Linked DNA regions of Homo sapiens: region 1 is linked to region 2. Evidence: read pairs that join two places in POLR2A ChIA-PET (ENCODE). Cell type or tissue: Caco-2. All regions are shown on one strand. Links, peaks and the distances in the headings refer to the core of each region. The heading gives the core; the rest is flanking DNA.

What was found. ChIA-PET counts read pairs that join two places held together with the same protein. Peaks named below come from ENCODE experiments on the same cell type or tissue, not always from the same donor. Only the 100,000 strongest peaks of a DNase experiment are listed, where the experiment ranks them.
Region 1: POLR2A ChIA-PET joins it to region 2 with 10 read pairs; 5 of 35 experiments call an interaction of 5 or more read pairs at or near these places.

What each region holds. Positions count from the first base shown.
Region 1 is chr22:17,825,335-17,833,334 of GRCh38, forward strand. MICAL3 (microtubule associated monooxygenase, calponin and LIM domain containing 3) reads right to left here. Exons shown (of 32, transcript NM_015241.3): 21 at 6,520-6,773; 22 at 2,310-2,447. Among named protein-coding and RNA genes, the nearest start is that of LINC00528, 52 kb to the left of the region's middle. In Caco-2, for the core only: a CTCF peak has its summit at 4,831 (motif pointing right); a DNase peak (open chromatin) is centred at 4,857.
Region 2 is chr22:18,025,478-18,036,724 of GRCh38, forward strand. It overlaps LINC01634 (long intergenic non-protein coding RNA 1634), which reads left to right and starts at 3,908. Exons shown (of 2, transcript NR_024417.1): 1 at 3,908-4,077; 2 at 10,283-11,247. RefSeq lists enhancers at 3,888-3,957, 3,998-4,097. In Caco-2, for the core only: no CTCF peak of the experiment used is centred there; no DNase peak of the experiment used is centred there.

The DNA.
Region 1 (8,000 bases), core at 1-8,000, 200 kb before region 2:
CTGGGGGTGAAATTCAGGTTAAGACGGAGTGCAGGGTGCTAGAAGCTGCCACGCAGGTTGATGAGCCACGTGCTATGAAAGCCAGGAGCCACTGACCCGCTCAGCTCTTGGTTTCCTTCAGCCGCCAGCTGGGAGGCTCTTGCCCCACCGCCCTAGGGACCCAAGCTATCTAGAAGAGGAGCCAGCCGTCTCTGCGCAAAGAGCAGTGGCCCTTCCCTGCGGCTGTGTGTGCCTGTTTCTCCCACTGCCGGGAGGACACAGGGACAGGCTGCTGAAGCCCCACGAGCTCCCATGTCCGCATCCCAGAAGTGACCGCTAGGACAGTGGTGCTGTTGGCGATAACACTGCCCTTCCTCCAGCAGTGTCTGACAACTCGTGGAGGGATTTTTGGTGTCTTCATAGGTGGTGGAGGCTGCACGGACACTCCAAGGGCCGAGGCCAAGAATGTTAAACCTTCTGCAAGGGAAAGAGCTGTCCTGCCCCAAATGCCAGTAGCCCCTCGGTGAGAAACACACACTTCCAGAAACATGTAGGAAGGACAACTCAGGCTGCTCAACGATCTCTTGTACTTGAAGAGACGCCTGCAGCTCGGGCTGGATTTGACTGGTGTCACCCCTGGTCACACCCAGCCTGTCCCCACTTTCTGCTGAATAGCACCCGCCCATCCTCTGCTCTTCCCTCTCCACCATCATCCTCCCATAAACCCCCTGGTTTTGACAGCCTCCTTCTCTGATAGCTTGGTAGGCTTGTGGAATATCTTCTGATTCCTCCCCTTTCACACTCAATCGGTAACCACCTCATTCTCAACACATTTTAAAACTCTCAGTGCCAAAAACGTTCCTTTGGCTTTGGCCTTTTTATCCGACTCTTATCAATAAAAACCTGCCTGTGTCTGTCCTGCCTGCCCTCACGTTTCCCTCTGAGCTGCCCTGAAGGGGGGGTGTGCGTCTGATCCATGCAAGGGCGGGCTGTCTGGCAAGGCATGCAGGTACCCCCACCCGCCTCTGCCGCCCTGGCATGCACTTGCAACAGGCCCAGGAGTCTAGTGTTAAGGTACCAGCAGAGCCGCCTAGAGAGAGGTTACGGTGAGTGGGGAGAGAGTGAACATCACCAGACTACCTCCGGAGACCGTCTCCAGCCAGGCCTGCACCGCCGCGTGGCGTATGGAGGGAAGGTCGGGCACTGAATTTAAAACAGACGACAAATACAAAGTTACACAGCAATATGCGTTCCCAACGAGGAGAGCCAAGGTCATCCTTAAAATCCCAAAGAGAAAGAAAGTGAGAAGGCATTCAGGACAGACGCCTGTCTGGCACCAACAAGGGGTGCGAGCCCTGATGTTAGCCTGTGTGATGGAGAATCAGGATGAGAAGAGAAGAGGGAAAACCCAAGGTAGGGCCACCGCCGGCCCAGGGCTGCAGAGCGCTCCCCAGCTCACAGGCCAGCCCAGTGATGCGGGTGCTCATGGTGCCACCACAAGCCGGAAACGGAGGTTGGTCTTGCCTACAAGTGAAGATTTGGGGCCAGGGAGGAACAAACGTCTTATTAATGCTGTTTTATGATGGCAGGAAATGCCCCTTTTGTATGCTCAGAGCCTGGCAGGGGGTGTGGCCCGTGACCGGCGCTGAATGAAAATGTGCACGCACAGAAGTGACAGCAGAGGTGACTCCGAGGGTGGGTATTTGGAAGACAGCATGCCAGGAAAGATGGCACAGCGGCCACCACGTCCCTCAGCAGTCTCCACGGTCCTTCTCTTATTGCTATTCCTTTATTTAAAAAAGCCAGAATAAGGTTCATCTTCATCCTACTGTGTGACACAGACCGTCACACCTAAAGCCTGGGGCTGGAGACGATGCTACTGTGGAGGCCTCCTGGACAGAAATCTCTTCCCAAGACTTCATTTCACTTCCAAACATGCCCCTCCCGCCCCCTTCCTGCCAACACACATTCACGTCCAGACACACTCTAAGAAAAGTACCAGAACGTTTTACGAAGTGAGGAAAGAGCAGCGGTGACCAGAAACATGAGAGAAAGACAGAAAATTCTTGGTTTACCCAAGATCAGGTTCATTTTACCATTTTGCATCAATGGAGAAAGAGTCCACAACCTCTTAATCCACAGAGAACTTCACATATCCTCAGATGAAAAGTACAGGTGTCACAACTGACAGCAGCAAAGCGGGATGCGCCTGGCTCCCGTGTGTGACCTCATGGGTGGCTCTGCCCTGACAGAAAGGCCCCCTGTGGCGACAGAGGCAGCAGGCGGGTGGTGCTCGGGGCACACTGCGGCCTGGGGCTGGGAGTGTTTACCTCCGGAAGCAGAGGACTCAGAGGCCGGCGCCATCCTCTCTTCCTCCTCTCTCTCACGGATATGAGTCCAGTGCACGTCAGCCTGGATCTCCAGAGGATCCGCCGCGTGCATGACCTGCTGGAGCCTCTGGTTCCCGGCTAGTGTCCCAGGGTCAAGGGGTGGAGAAATGAGGTGGGGAAGGAGGGGATGAAATAGCATGGGAAAGGAAACAGAAAGAGAAGTTACAGCATTGGCCAGGGTCAGTATGAATCAGAAAGAAGTAAAAATTAAGAACATGTATGCACATGTATACACACACACACACACACAGACGCATGGACACACAGACACACACGCACAGTCCTTCTGCTCATTCAGTGTGACCTGGTCATTTCCAGCCGTATATGTACCATTCAATTCAGTGAAGAGAATCACACATTCCTTTCTGAGGCTCCTTTCATCCTGAGCTGCATTCAGGGGGCCCATGCACCAAGATGGAAAAAGAGCAGATTCCAGCCTGCTTCTGCAGGCCCAGCCCCAAGGGGTCACAAGGACCTGCTTTGTCCCTAGCACAGTGTGAGACCCCAGGATGCACTATCCTGCCCCTCTGCTGGTCACACAGCAAGGTGCCCACCACCACTCGCCCAGCTGATGGCCAGGTGACGAGAGAGGTGGGAAGAGATTGTGTCATTCTGCCGCCAGCCGGCCAGCTCACACAGGACAGAGATAGACTTTGCTGGCACTTCGGTTTGCATCTTCTGCAGCTGGAGCTGCTGCTGGAGAGAAAAAGTCCCCGTCCCTTAGTGGGCCTCATGCTGCATGCTGGGTCTGAGGCAAGGACACGGATCCCAGTGGAGGGTAGAGTCAGGGGAGGTGATGGCTGGGAGGGAAGCAGAGCTCTTTCATGTACGTTTCCAAACCCTTGGAATTTCACAGGCGAGAATGAGACCAACAGCTCTCTGAGGTCAAAGCCCTCACCTGAGAACTCCATGTGGTGCCCTGCTTATCACCTCTGGAAACAAGGCCTGGTTTCTCAGCTACATGGAAACTCACCAGTGGCCCCTCTGGATCCCTGCCCTGTGGGATCCCTGTACTTAGTGCTTGGACCGTGCCACACAGTTGGGTTAAGATAAAGGGACAGCTAGCAACTGGGAAGGGAAGGTGGCTGTTCAGCAGGTGCCACCTGATCTGAAGGATTCGTGTTCCTGCCAGGAGCCAGCTTCCATCTGGGAATGGGTGACATGCCTCCTCTGAGTCTAACCAGACAATCTGGCCTTGGCTTCAGTCACTATGACAGCCTCTTCAAGCAACAGGGAATGTGAAATGGGCAGAAAGGACCAGCAAGACCACCCAGTGTGATGCTGGCCCTGTGCTCTGCCGTATGTGGGGTATCAGCCCATTGTTGGAGCTGCTAGTCTCTATAGATTTGTTGCTGGCCCTGCAAGCCGTATGTGGAGTATTAGCCCCTTGTTGGAGTTGCTGGTCTCTATAGATGTTGCTGGTCTCTATAGATTTGTGGACTTTTTCTGAGGTGAATTTGCCTTTTTTTTTTTTTTTTTTGAGACGAAGTGTCGCTCTTGTTGCCCAGGCTAGAGTGCAATGGCACGATCTCAGCTCACCGCAACCTCCGCCTCCCAGGTTCAAGCAATTCTCCTGCCTCAGCCTCCCAAGTAGCTGGGATTACAGGCATGTGCCACCATGCCCGACTAATTTTTTATATTTTTTAGTAGAGACAGGGTTTCTCCATGTTGGTCAGACTGGTCTCAAACTCCCGATCTCAGGTGATCCACACGCCTCGGCCTCCCAAAGTGCTGGGATTACAGGCATGAGCCACTGCACCCGGCCGTCAATTTGCCTTTCTTTATGGTGCTGGGTGGGACTAAGTCACAGCAGAGTCACCTAACAGCCTGGATGCACAGGACTGAGGAAGGTAAGTCAAAGAGTGCAGGGCCTTTCTCTACCTTCTCAGCAACAAAGAGAAGAGACACATTCTTCTCTCAGAGTCCTGCTGTGCTTCCTGCTAATACATGCAGCCTTGGGGACTTATCGACAGCACAAGCCAGCATTTCCTCCTTTCTCAGAGAAACATTAAAGGCACCTGCACTGGCGATAGGTTTCCTGCATCAGAGAAGGAGCCAAGTCTTGGCTGGAGATGAGCTTGCAGTAAAACATATGCGGCATAGATGGGGCCGCATTCCATGAGGCCACTTCTGGAGCCTTCTCCAACTTCCTCCAGAACCTCTTCTGACTCACATGTTACTTTGCGCCTGACTGTCTGGGCAGGCTGGGACCAGGGAGAGTAGCCCAGTGAGATGTGTGCAGAGCCCGTCAGCACAGTTCCATAAAACACAGACCTTTGTCTGTGAGACATGCTCTTGGAGGCAAATTTTGGATGGCTGCCAGGGAGCTGGGGTAGAAGGTGGGCACGGGGTAAAGTGGGTACCTTTAAATGTCCTCAAATCTTCTTCCTGTGGGAGGTACCTGGCGCCACTGGCCTTGCAGTTCTGTGTCCCAGGGGCAGTACTCCCCTTCTACAGCAGGGGGAGCCAGAGACCCACACAGCATCAGGAATCCCACAGCGCGATCAAGCAGGGAGGGAAGAGAAGGGAGTAGTGGTGTCCAGCCACTGCCTGCACAGGCACCGTCGGCTGCCCGACAGACACACCTGCGCTAGGGACACAGGCTCCGGTCTGGGACTCTCGGAGTTTGGCTGAATCTGTCAGTATGTGTTTGTGTAGTTAAAGCTCTTTTCCTACAGGTTTGGTCTTGACGTTAGCACTAAGTCCAGGAAATTAAGTCTGCGTGAAGGAAAGCTCGGCTCAACTCTCCTGAAAAGGGAACGTGCTTCGACCCGAAGCTGTGCCAGGGCTCAAAGCTGCCGAGTGATCATCATCAGATGGAGATGACGATGTCTGGAACAGTGCAAACAAAACACCGTGCCCTGGACCAGCTGTGCATGCTCACTCTGCTGGCTAGCAGAGGCCACGCCGGCACCTGGCTCCGCAGACACGGCAGCATGGAGGGAGAGCCCAGATTCACAGACCCCATTTCTCCTAAGGCAGACAGGGTGTGGAGTGCGGGTCACTAAGGGCTGCCTGTGGGTCCTGCCCAGCCTCTGCCTCAGAGGGAAGAGTAGAGAACTGGGAGAGCAGGTCCTTAGGGAGCCCGAGGAAGTCCCTGACGCCAGCTGTTCTCGCGGACGCCCAACGGTGCGGTTCCTTCTGCTAACCCACCTCACTGGGGCCAACATCCTGGAGCTGCACAGCTCCCAGGGGACTGGATCAGGAACATGAGCCCTGTCAGGCAAGGGCTCAGCCCTGTGTGCCAGAGAAAACAGACCCCCGGATGGGACTGGGCAGCAAGCACACAGGTGCCAGGAGAAGCAGAGATGAGCACAGTGCCAGCTCTGCAGGGCCTGGGGTCACTGAGAACTCAACCGATCCTCTGACCGCTGCAGGGAGTCACTGGTGCTCAGAAATTAAAGGTCATGTCCTTCCTGCTCACTCCACATCTATCTTTTGGGGACTCAGATCTCCACCTGCCCTGGCTCCGTCTTCACCACCCCCCAGACTTCTGCGCTGCTGGAGCAGAGAAAGAATGGCCTTCTCTCCTGCACAGGCCCAGCAAGTCCCTCCTCATCACTTGAGGCCACACACACCCAGAGATGGGGCAGAATTGAAAAATCTCAAGTCCAAGGCAAGAGACTATTTCAGAACCAGCCAGAGTGGCTGGCCCCTGGGCCTGAGTATCCCTTCAGGACACTGTCCCCAAAACGCTGCCCTGCGTGCCATCAACTGAGCCCCATCCAGTGGGCACTAAGCTCATAGCCACCTCCGAAACCCTAGACTAGGATCAGGGAATCCTCTAGAAAGCTAAATTCCCTTTCCTTATTAATTTTTTCAACTGAAACTACAGGGCAAAAAGAGAAAACGAGGTGGAGACAAGTAGGAGTGGCCTAACTTGGATGAGTACTTGGACTGGCTCTCTGCCTTCCACTTCCAGTTTCTAAACCAATGTGCACAAGGGACATTACTTCCACTGCCAACCGCCTGCTCAACGCTACGGTGTCCTCCCCTCTGCCCCCCATGTCTTATGTCAGGAGGGGTGGTCCCTGGGCTGTGCAGGAGGCACGTCCGTGTGACGTCAGCCCCAGAAACCTCTTACACTCACGCATGAAACAGATCACTTTGGGGGGCAGGGCAGAGTTCGGAGCAGAGATTTTGTTCTGACCTTCACTGGACTCTTCCTCCTCCTCGTCATAGTCCTCCTCCTCCTCCTCTTCATATTCTTCCTCCTCCTCCTCCTCCTCTTCATTCCCAGGCCCAAAGCTCTTTGAGGCCTCTAGCTCCTCTTCACTTTTCCCTTTCAGAAGGGCATGGATCCGCACGGCCTCCTTCCACGGAACACCACCCAGGTCAGATGGGGGCAGGCGAGGCTCCTCCTCCTCCTCCTCTCCCTCCTCCTCCATCTCAGACTCGGAACTACTGTGAGGAAATAACCACATAGCCAGAGTGAGGGAATGAAGAAAAACTGAGAAGGGGAAGGGGAAGGGCCACCATCAGAAACAATGCATGTCAGGCAAAGCAGCTGCTGAGCAGGCGGAGAGAGACAGGAGGGAGGAGAGAGCGGCATCAGCAGGACAGGGTACCTGGGCATGAGAAGCCACCTACCCAAGCCCGACTAAGGGGACAAAGGGAAGAATGCCTCCTGCTCACAGACCTCACGCACTTCTCCTCAGGTGGATGGGGTAGGGAGGGGACCACCGAAGGCTGCCTGTGGGTCTGGCCCAGCCTCTGCCTGTGGAGGGGAGTGTGCAGAACTGGGAGAGCAGCTCCTCACGGAGCCCATGGAAGTTCCTGACTGCAGCCGCTCAAACTCAAGCCACAGCCCCATCCCTCAGGGTGCTTCAAGCAGCAAACACTGAGATCGCTGGTTTACGTTTCATAGACGGCCTCGAGGGCACAAGCAGGGCAGTGGACTCATTCTGATATAAACCCATGACCCTGGGAATTGAGAATGGAAAGTCTTCTCTCATCCTGGCCCACTGTCTAGTTAGAGGAACTCAATTCTGTGTGACTGCGGCCTGTCAGAAGCCTCTCAGGAGAGCTGTGGGTGTGGTGGGGGGAGGGGGGACCCAGAAAGGCCTGGACTTAACTGGCTGATGATCAAGGTCTGTGTGCTGGGGTGGGGCGACAGATTCCATTTCCTGGCACTCCTTAGAACCCTACCACGTGCCAATCCCTGAGCAGGACACTGTGGGGACACACAGGGAAATGACGGCAAAGGCACCGCTCACTGCAAAGCCACAGGACAGAGACGATGGGGAAAGGGTGGAGACAAACCTCCAACCCCAGGGCCATCGCTCCTGCCAGCTGCTGCACTGCCAAGCACTCCCCTCACAGCTGCAGGCAAGCGTGGCCGACATAGGAAGCCGCACACCTGTAAGAATGCACATGCCACAACGGACACTACCCAAACCGTAGCTCCTCGCTCTGGCCACCCTCCTGCTGCAGTGTACCCCACTCCTGCCCTGTGGAGGGAGGCAGGACAGGAACAAAACCGGGTTCCTTGCAACCTGTGGGGCTCCAATACACGCAAAACCCCAACATTGCTGCACAAATGGAGATGTTTCTGAGTGTTTCGTGGTCTGATAATTCCCAAAGCATCTTTTTCAGGAGAGGCCTTGCCTGCAGTGAGAGGCCGGGGGAAAT
Region 2 (11,247 bases), core at 1,770-9,769:
GCTGGCGACTCCTTGAGAAGGGCTCTCTCTGGTCCCAGGTGGTATTTACTTAACCGTATCATCATCTGCTTCATTCGTGTTCCCTTCATGTCCATCATGTGAGGACGGGAACTGACAGGGCCAGGGTGTCGGCTCAGAGGCAATCTCTGCTCATCCTCTAGAGCCCCACTTCATCACCCAGCCACTCTGTCCACTGTCTCCCCACCTACAAACCTGCAGGTGTTCTGCCCCAGTACTAGAATAAGGGAACACATTTTTACTGAGCTCTGACAATGTGACTGGGCTTTTCAGGAGCTATTTCATTTAATTTTTAATGTAAAACATTGTTTTACATATTAAGAACCTAAAAGCACAAACAGTAAGTAACTTGCTTGTGGAAGCTTATGCAGCGAGATAAGTGGTAAAGCTGCAATTCCCAGTTTTGTTTGATGCCACAGCTGAAGGTGCAAGGCCATCTGGGCACGGCCTGAGTGGATATTAGGGAAAAATGCCCTAAAAGGTCCAGAATCTCTAATAATTTCTCCTACTTCTCATTTTATTTTATTTTTGACGCTGGAGTTTTTTTTTTTTTTTTGAGTCAGGATCTTGCTCTATTGCCCAGGCTGGAGGGCAGTGGTGCAATTTCAGCTCACTGCAACCTCTGCCTCCCAAGTTCAAGCGATTCTCCTGCCTCAGCCTCCTGCATAGCTGGGACTACAGGCATGCACCACCATACCCAGCTAATTTTTGTGGAGATGGGGTTTTGCCACATGGCCCAGGCTGGTCTCAAACTCCTGAGCTCAAGCGATCTGCCCTCATCAGCCTCCCAAAGTGCTGGGATAACAGGCATGAGCCACTGCACTAGGCGAAAACGTTTATTTTAGAAAAACTGAAAAATATAGAAACATAAAGGAAGAAAAGCATTCATAATCTCATCACCTAGAGAAAGCCATTAGTAATATTCATATTTCTTTCCAGTCTTTTTTCTAGCTTTCTAGCTTTAAACTAAGTTGAGATAAAACCACACACACACACACACAGACACACAAGTGCATCCTGCTTTTTGTTAAAAATAACTTTGTGGGAAATTCTTCCTCCTTTGAGGATTTTTAAAAAACATTAATTTAAATGTCATACAATATTTTTATCATATGAATATCTCATAATTTCCCTTTTATTGAATATTTCCAACTTTTATTGATTGTAAATAATGGCAATAAAATTTTTTCTTCATAAATCTTGCTCCTATGTGTGAATAATTTCCTTCCAGGTGAGTCCCAGAAGTGGAATATTGAGTCCAAGGGTATTAACATTTTAAAGACTTTCCAATCCTCTCCAATGGGGATATCCAACTCACCCAGCCCCGTTCCCCACAGGACCTGCACGGTCCCACTCCACTGCCCTCCACACATCTGTTGTGCCCTCACCTGGTATATAGCATTTAAATTATTTAGCTCACAAACTCTTTGGGAAACTAGGGTTAGTTCTTTGTAGCTTTTTGGTTGATTATTTTGATTTACTCAGAAAAACGCAGTATCTCCTTTACTATTTTAAAATCCTCAATAAGTAAGAATAGGGAGAGAAAATAAGAGAAAGGGGTGAGCTTTCCAAGGCCCTGGGTTAAGCCAGGGATGCCGGAGCTTGGAGCTCACTTGATACTGACCCTGCTGATGGCCTCAGCCTCAGTCCTGCTATAGAAAAGCTGCCCTGTCCCTCTGATCCTCACGTTTTAATCTCAGCATTTACTGCTGATGGGATGATTGGGTAAATTGAAAAACTTGTCAGAGAGGGTTAGGCTTTGATGGGTGGGGTAGGGGAGACCTCTCAGGAAAAGCAACTAGAGTAATAGAACTGTCAAAGGTTGGCAATAAGGCTGTGTGATCTCGCTGATGGTTCTCCAAGATGAAATGAAACCTAATGCTGCTTTCTTCTTCCTTGAGAGAAGATAGCAAAGAGGGCAGAAGGTGAGGGCTGGGGGCTCAATGTCAACTCTAGAATCTCTTTAAACCTTTTCAGCGTTTGTTTTTTTCCCCACTGAGAAAGTTAAGTGTGATGGGAGGGAATCTAGTCCTTTTGACTATTTTAAAATGTACCTTCTAAAATCAGATCAGGCCAAAAGGTTTTTTACTCTTGAATAAATTTAGGGCTAAAGGCTGTTGGAAAATTAATAGGAGTGGATTCAACGTGGCAATAGATCTTTTATAAATTCTCTTATTGAGTGAATTTCTGAATACTGAAAACAGTGTTTAGCACCTATTGCATTAAAGTGAGTATAAGACTAATACTTTGTATTAGTGACTTTGGCTGGGTGCGGTGGCTCATGCCTGTAATCCTAGCACTTTGGGAGGCCGAGGCGGGTGGATCACGAGGTCAAGAGATCAAGACCATCCTGGCCAACATGGTGAAACCCCATCTCTACTAAAAATACAAAAATTAGCCAGGTGCGGTGGCGTGTGCCTGTAGTTCCAGCTACCCGGGAGGCTGAGACAGGAGAATTGCTTGAACCTGGGAGGAGGAGGCTGCAGTGAGCTGAGATCACACCACTGCATCCCAGCCTAGGCGACACAGTGAGACTCTGTCTCAGAAAAAAAAAAAAGACTAATATTTCATCAAGCAGTTTTAGATAACGTACTGAATTTAGGAACAAATTTACTGCAATTAAATTGACAAAATACCTGTAAATTTTGCAGCTTTTCTCCCCCACAGACTAGCACTATGCAAAAATTGAATGTTTAATTATGAATGAAGGTATCTACCATGTTGTTCACAGAGTTTAATTACCTGAAGACAATGCCTGAGGTTTAAAGTTAAAATACATATATTTGAACATAGAACATTTACTTGACCACTTTATACCATGAGTGAAAGGGGTCAGTCTATGCTTTTTTCCCCTTCCCTGTCTTTTACCAGCTGGCCATTTTATTTGCATAAGGTACACTGAAATTCCTAGAGACCTACGAGGTCATTCTCTGCTCCCTTGCTTTCCTCAGATGAGGAAACAGAGCTCTACAGAGGTTAACTGTCTAGTTCAAGGTCACTCTGCATCTCATTAGTAATCTTGAAGTCTGAAGGCAGGCTGCCTACATTTGTAAATGACAGAAAGCTACCATAGCTAGCTAATCAAAAATAGATGAAAATTTAGTTATAATCTATAGTTGACAGGATAAACATTAAGAATGAGCTTGTAATCCCAGCTACTCCGGAGGCTGAGGCAGAAGGATCCCTTAAGATTAGCAGTTTGATCAGCCTGGGTGACATAGCGAGAACCTGTTATTTTATTTTACTTTTTTAAAGAGTCAGGGTCTCATTCTGTCATCCAGGCTGGAGTGGAGTGCAGTGGTGCAATCATAGCTCTGCAGCCTTGAACTCCTGGCTCAAGGGATCCTCTCACCTCAGCCTCCCGAGTAGCTAGGATTACAGGTGTGCACTAGGACTCCCAGCTCAAGACCCTGTCTCTAGGAAAAAAAAATAGAAATTAGCCAGGTGTGGTGGTGCACAAGAGTGGACCCCTTAAGCCTAGGAGTTTGAGGCTACATTGAGCTATGATTGCATCACTGCACTCCAGCCTGGGCAATGGAGTGGGAGCCTGTCTCTAAAAGAGAAAGAAAGGTCTTCCTAGAGTTTTTGATAGACTAAAACCACTAAGTTCAGATTTAGCATGAATAAATATAATGGCCTGCACTTTTGGTTGAAAATATATATTGCACAGTAGAGGCCTGACTTGTGCATGTGAAACAGAAGATAGGGAGTTAAGTCAACCAACAGGTTCAGTAAGAGCCCCACGTGGGAAGCAGCTGGTGAAACAGCTAATGAAACCTCAGAGCTATATTAGTAGACAGAGAGTAACCTGATGTTTCACGGAGTAACTGGCCCAGGAATCTTGGTGCTGGCCAGGTCATATTTATACCACTCTGTAGCACAAGGTTCCAGGAGGGACCTTGATAAACTAGAGTTCATCCACCAGAGGAGGAGGCTGCAGGCCTTGGGCACTGCTCAGCAGGATGAGGGGCCACTGCAGTTGAGCATGTCTAGCCTGGAGTCTTCTGAAGAACATGATTATTGACTTTATGTATAGGAATGGCTGCCAATGAAGAAGAGGTACGTGGCTTGTTCTATGTCACTCCGCAGGGCAGAAGGAGGATCATTAGGGATAAGGATGAATGGGAGATAGATTTCTGTTCAAAGAATTTTCCAAAATTGCGGACTCACCACAGAATGGTCTGGAAGTCTGCTTAGGGAAATGCTGGGATCCAAGCATCTGAGAGCTTATAGGATATCTACTTTGGGACAGGAGTTGACTCCATGACTTCCAAGTTCCCTTTAACTCAAAGATTCTGTGAGTCTTCATCATGGATCTTTCTTTCTTTATTCCTTCCTTCCTTTCTTTTTCTTTTCTTTCTTTCTTTTTTCTTTCTTCTTTCTTTTTCTTTCTTTCTTCTTTCTCTCTTCTTTCTTCTTTCTTTTTTCTTCTTTTTTTCTCATTTTTCTTCTGTCTCTTTTCTTTCTTTTTTCTTTCTCTCTTCTTTCTCTCTTTCTTTCTTTCACAAAGTCTCACTCTGTTGCCCAGACTGGAGTGCAGTGGTATAATCACAGCTCATTGCAGCCTAGAGCTCTCACCTCAGCTCCCTGGGTAGCTGGGACTACAGGCACATGACGCCACACCTGGCTAATGTGTGGTGTGTGTGTGTGTGTGTGTGTGTGTGTATTTTGTAGAGACAGAGTCTCACAATATTGCCCAGGCTGCTCTCGAACTCCTGGGCTCAAGCAAACCACCCACCTTGGCCTCCCAAAGTGCTGGGATTCCAGGTGTGAGCCACCATGCCCAGTCAGGTTATTTTTCTTGTACTGCTAGTTCATGCCAGTAGAAAAGGTTTTAGTGCTTTTGACCTTCTGATTCCCAAAACGATTCAAATGATTTGTCATTAGAATATGTATCTTAAAAAAGAAACAAATAAAACTCGTAATAAAAAATTGAATCCAGGCCAGACACAGTGGCTCACACCTGTAATCCCAGCACTTTGTGAGGCCGAGGCAGATAGATTGCTTGAGCCCAGGAGTTCAAGACCAATCTGGCAACATGGCAAAACCCCGTCTCTACCAAAAAATTAGCCAGTCTCATAACCAGATCTCAAAAGTAAATAAATAATTGAATCCAGAAGGACTCCTGAGAAAAAGTGAGTTGCTTCAGAATTTGGGCACTGAATTTAAATATAAGCTTTGCTCAAAGTCTGGGCAAAGAGAGAAATGTGTGAAGTTATAGATTCTTACTGTTCAAGAAGAAGAAGATTATACTTTCATCTGTATCAGTATTGACCTTGTCTTCCCAAAGGGATTATAAGATCCTTAACAGCAGGGAACAAATCTTTTACTTCATTTTAACTCCTATCATCATTAGACTATTTTATGCAGATAGGTGCTCAGTGTGTCTTGAATAATTTGACTTTCTTAAAGATGAAATAGGAAAATATTTTTGCTTTATTTTTTTCCTGGAGTCTGATAGAAAGATTAATGGGAGATGGATTTCTTCCAGCCTGCTGAAGCCGGAAGTCACAGTTCTGAAACTACATTATATTATTCCAATGAGGTAGCCTAAACTTGGCCTATAGAAAGCCCCAGGCTGCCATAATTGCATCTACTGGTACCTCTTCCTCTTTGCAGAACAGGTTTCTGTCTTAAATGCATTTGTGTTGCATTTTTTTTTTTTTTGAGATGGAGTTTGGCTCTTGCAGCCAGGCTGGAGTGCAATGGCGCCATCTTGGCTCACTGCAACCTCTGCCTCCCAGGTTCCATTGATTCTTCTGCCTCAGCCTCCCAAGTAGCTGGAACTAGAGGTGGGTGCCACCACGCCCAGCTAATTTTTGTATTTTTAGTAGAGACGGGGTTTCACCATGTTGGCCAGGCTGGTCTCAAACTCCCGACCTCAGGTGATCCACCCACCTCGGCCTCCCAAAGTGCTGGAATTATAGGCATGAGCCACGGCACCCAGCTGTGTTGCATATTATTGCCACTCTAGCACCCTGACTTTCCACTGCAGCTCTTCATTGTACTCAGTAGTAGCAATAACCAACATTAGTATTTTACTTAGAACATTAAGCACTGTTCTAGGTGATTTATATATATTTACTCATTTCATCCTACCAACTCCAGAGTTTATGGTCCTCACCCACTACCCCCTCTGTCTCTCAGTAAGCTGTCTACCTTCAATGTGTAGTTAATCAAGTCACCAACGGACCAAAATCTGAAGTGAATTCCATCTTCCTAGTAGCAAGACACCAGGTGGTAATGGGTTTCCTCTGCCTCTCCTCTTTCCATCACCCGCTCTGTTCCCTGGATACCAGCTAAAAACTACCCTGCTGTATTTCCTGCCCCCAGCGTGGCTTCCTGGGCTTGGCCACCCTCCAGCTCTGCTACCAGGTCTGCTTGGCTCAGGGGTTTGGAATGAAAGACACAAGACTGAGCTCCTCCGAGTGACTCACATCTATCTGGAGTGGTAATAGCCTGTTTTTGTGCCACTTAGCAATTCATCCTCCCCAAACCCATCCCTTCTTCATTTTCCTAAAAATGCCAGATGGTATATGTTTATTTTTAAATCGGTGTGAAGTTTGATACATTTAGCATTGAGAATGTATCAACAACACTTCCTGTCCCTTTACCCCACCCCAGGGATACTTAGAACTACCACCACGATATTGCAAAACCAGGGGGCCTGAGTTGCTGCTGGAGGGCATGGTGTTGCAGAAATCACTGCTGTCCTGCGAGCTGCAGGTAGATGCCCAATAGGAGTTTTCTGATGATGACATCTCACCTTGGGTGGAGATAGGGCTAAGACCAAACCCTGCCTATGGCTTTGTCCAGGCCGTAGAACGGGGACAGGTCTGTGCTTGGCATCCCTTGCTGCTGTTTCTGTTAGACACAGCTAAGCCCAAGGGTAGGAAGAAGCAGAGGATGTGCCCACGGGAACCTCGTCCTCTTTTCTGTGGTTTCCACACAGCCAGGAGTCAGTCCCTTTCCTTCATTCTAACCAGCAGAGTCACTGGCACCAAAGACATTGTCTCAGTGGCATAAATCCCTATACCAGTGAGGGTTCTTTACTGTAGGAGGCCCCTTGGGGCTGAAGAATTGGGAGAGGCTCCTTGGCTTGAAGCCGAGTAAGTAACTGAGTAAGTGAGTAAGAAAGTGAGTAAGTCATTACTCTCCTCCACCTGGACATAATGAGCCCGCATGCCTGGAAACAGCCAGCGCTCCTCCCTGGACTTAGCCCAATCTGCCGAGACAAAAGCCAGATGGAGGCCACACTTAGATCACACAGAGAGCATTCAGATCATTCACTTCTGATCTGGCCCTGGTACAGGATGGCAGGAAGAGTAAGGATAAGTGAACACCAGAGGTATTTCAAAAATGTCTTTAGACCTAGAAGAAGAAGGCCTGCATTTCATTTCCAGCAGTATCATTTATTAATTGCATGACGTTGAGCAAATTAATAGACTTCTCTAAAGCACATATTTCCTTATCTGTCAAATGGGAATAGTAATATCCGTTTTCCCCCATTTTATGGGGGCATGTGTGAGGATTACATGGCAATGCATATGACAACACTCTGTAAACTCTTGATCATACTATGAGAATGTAAAGGATTATTAGAAATTTCTATTTATTTTAGTAAAAAAAAAAGAATAGTTTCATCAGTTTGTTCCTCTACTCAATTTTTGACCAGAACAGTTTGTAAATAGTAAGACGGAGAGCTTTGATTTTTTTTTTCTCACCTTCCATCTCACGTTCTGTCCCAGGCAGGCAGGGGGCTGTGGTTGGGAGGTGCAGTGCAAATTTGCAGGTAATGTGTGTGAGGTATGGAAGAGGCAAGCACCTGCACGCTCATCACAATCAAGGAACAGAACCAGACAGAATTTAAGGCTGGCTGAAGGAGACCAATGTGGTCACCATAGTGGATGGCCCCAGGCAGAGCTGACCAGCAGGCAATCGAGTCAGCTTGAAGCAAAAGGTGATCTCAAGCAAAGCTGGAGGCCGAGACAGATCTAACAGATGCCAAGGATGCTAGGCTTTGACAGGGTCCCCCTAGAGACTGGGCTTCCTATCCTGGGCTGCTCAGAAATTTCTAGTGACCCCCAATCTAGCCTTGGACTGGCTGGAGGAACTGAAAGTTTCCAGGAGGGAGGATTCCTGCTTGTCCACCCCACAGCCTTCAGTATCACTGTCCACATGGAAAGCTATGTCCCGTGGCAGACTTGGGAATCGCTCCAGTCTCCACATCCCCCAAGGACTTTCTGATTCAGATTCCCAAGCAGACAATTTTGGCTTACAGAGGGAAAGACTACATTTGGGTATCAGAAACTTCATACTTGGTGAATGCTGTCTGCTTACTGAGTCTGGGACAAGAATTCCAGCAGTGAGCATGCTGCTGTTACCCAAGCCAACCTCTAGAGAGATGTTTCAGGGAAAAAAACAAAACAAAACAGGGAGCTCAAAAGAGAACAGTGCAGACAGTTCAAATCATTCCCAAACTGGCCAGTCAATCCTTGTAGTTCAGCATAATGGGTAGCTAAGGTCAGAGCTTAGGGTCTTGGGTCCTAGATTAATATTCACCCACTCCTAGAGGTAATTTTGTAGGCCAAGAAAAGCAAAAACCAAACCAAACCAGCAAAAATGGGCCCCTGAAATGATTTTCCAGAGTGGATTATCAAGAAGGCTTAGTGCTTGGAGTAAAGAACTCAATAAATAAAGACTTCCAGTCATCCTGAGATACCCAAATAAGAACACAAACTCTTAATTGGTTACTATTTGGTTTAAGGCAGGGGTTGCACATTGACCATGTGCTGTGTGCGGTTAGTAACGGTGTTTTGTTTGATCATCTCATTATGTCTGTGCCATGTTTGAAGGGCAATGTCACAGAAACTGGGGGTGACGGGTTAGAACACTCTGGACACTTAAAAGGCCTTAAAAGAAGGCTGGAGAGGGGCCTCTGGTCAGGCACACCAGAGTATCTGATGAGAACACCAAGTCTGTAATCTCATGCCCACAGAAAGCTAACCCTAAATGCCAGTACCAGATGGCCAACCTAAGAGAGGGTTCTGCGCAGGGAGAGCACACTCAGTTGGGTGGTCAGGGAAGGCTTCTTGTAGGTAGTGTTTGGAAGTGGCGGGAGGCGGGTGGAGGGGGGGTAGTGGGGGGCGTTGTTGGGGCGGGTGGTGGAACACCTGGTGGAGAGGCACATTCCAGGGTAGAAGACGACGGAGCAGGCAAAGCCCTGGGGGGGCAGGAAATCTCCAGCTATATTCAGGAAACCATGAGCAGGCTAATTTGGCTGAAGCAGAGAATTTGAGTTAGACAGAATGGAAGTGGGCAAAGAATGTGTGGAGTGAAGAAGAGCAGGAATCATGTCTCAAATCTACTGAGTCAAATATCTACTGATGGAAAGGAGAAGCTTGTGGGGTGAGAGTGAAGGGTGCCCCCGTGGCGGGGCTCCCCTGGTAGCCCTTTCTCCTGCAGACCTATCTGTGGGGTGCTCCCAGCCTGGCTCCCTCTTCGGGAGGCAGACACCTGCTCAGCCTTGCTAATCAGGCAGCAGTTAATGGGGTTCACTTCCTGCATCAGCAGGTGAGGGCCTTGGGGAAGGCTGAAGAATGGCAAGGTTACAGCTGGCGTCCTCAGGCAGTTGGAGGCCCGCAGCAGGAGAGCATGTTCACGGCCGGGCGCAGTGGCTCACACCTGTAATCCCAGCACTTTGGGAGGCCAAGGAGGGTGGATCACGAGGCCAGGAGATCGGGACCATCCTGGATAACACGGTGAAACCCCGTCTCTACTAAAAATACAAAAAAAAAATTAGCCGGGCATGGTGGCGGGCACCTGTAGTCCCAGCTACTCGGGAGGCTGAGGCAGGAGAATGGCATGAACCTGGGAGGCGGAGCTTGCAGTGAGCCGAGATCGCACCACTGCACTCCAGCCTGGGCGACAGAGTGAGACTCCATCTCAAAATAAATAAATAAATAAATAAATAAATAAGAGAGCGTGTTCACTGCACTCGGCTCGATCCTTGCCCAGAAACACAAGCAAGGGGCACCTGGGACCAGGCTCAGCTCAAAGCCCCTCCCTCTATATATCTGGGCACATGCACACAGCCTCCTCAGATGGATATTCCTGTGTGTGTATCAATCACAACATACACATCCATGGGTACATTTCCTGAGCAAGCAGATCTCTGCTATACATATACATATGTAAAAGCATATAGATGTACAGGCTTTCCTGTATATGTGTATACACATATGTTTGCTGGGTTGTTTTTCAGAATATTGAAAGTCAGAAGCATGCTATCACATAACTCTGCATTTCATCGGGCCGAGAAAGCACAGGTTTTCAGGACCACAGTTCCCATTTCTCCTGTTCTGCAGTCCTCGTCTGATTGGCCAACACTATGGGCACTCCCTGCTCTGGTGGCCACTGGCAGTGGGCCAGGGTGAGGGCAGCTCACAGCCCGTCTCCTCTCTGTTACCTTGGGACGTCACTCAGCAGTTGCATCACCGGCTGCTCTCTCCCTCTGAAACATGAAGCCCTTCCTTTCTTATTCCACCTTAGGGAAGCCTGGGCCTGCGACAGACCAGAAGACCTCACATTCCACAGAGAAGACCTCGGTTTCCCCCCAAGCTCTGTCCAGTATGGAGTGACAAATCGCTGTACTTATGAGACAAAGGCATGAAGTCCAGGTCAAGGCATGACTTTTCGGCAGCAACTTTTCTAGATGTGAGGTATCAGTAAACATTTATGGTGCTTCTGTTATGGATACAATACAAGGATGTAAAAGAAAATAAGTATGAGGCTCATCCTCCTGGGAACTCACATTTTCACTGGGGCTACAAGACCCCCGGAGCAAATGCCAGGCACAAGATCGGGGATAAAAGCCTAACTTTGAGAAGCTTGCTTTGGCTAAAACCGAAATCAATTATGAAGCAAAGGAAGTGGATTAGAGGGAGATCTTATGAAATCCCATCAGATTTGGATCATGCTACTGAGTTTTTTTCTTCCTGGCTGTATTTTAGGTTTTCTCTCCCACTGAAACTGATTAATCGTTGTCAAAATTCCTCCCTTGTACCCTTCTCTCTATGGGAGGGCTGTCCCTTGGCTGGCCTGGGATGCAGGAATAGCTTTTGTGCACCCTTTGGTGTCCACTTCTGTGTGTCTCTCTTGGTGGCACTGCTTCCCTATCTCTGCTTGCTCTGACCACCTTCAGGCTCCTAGGACCCTACCCTCTCAAAT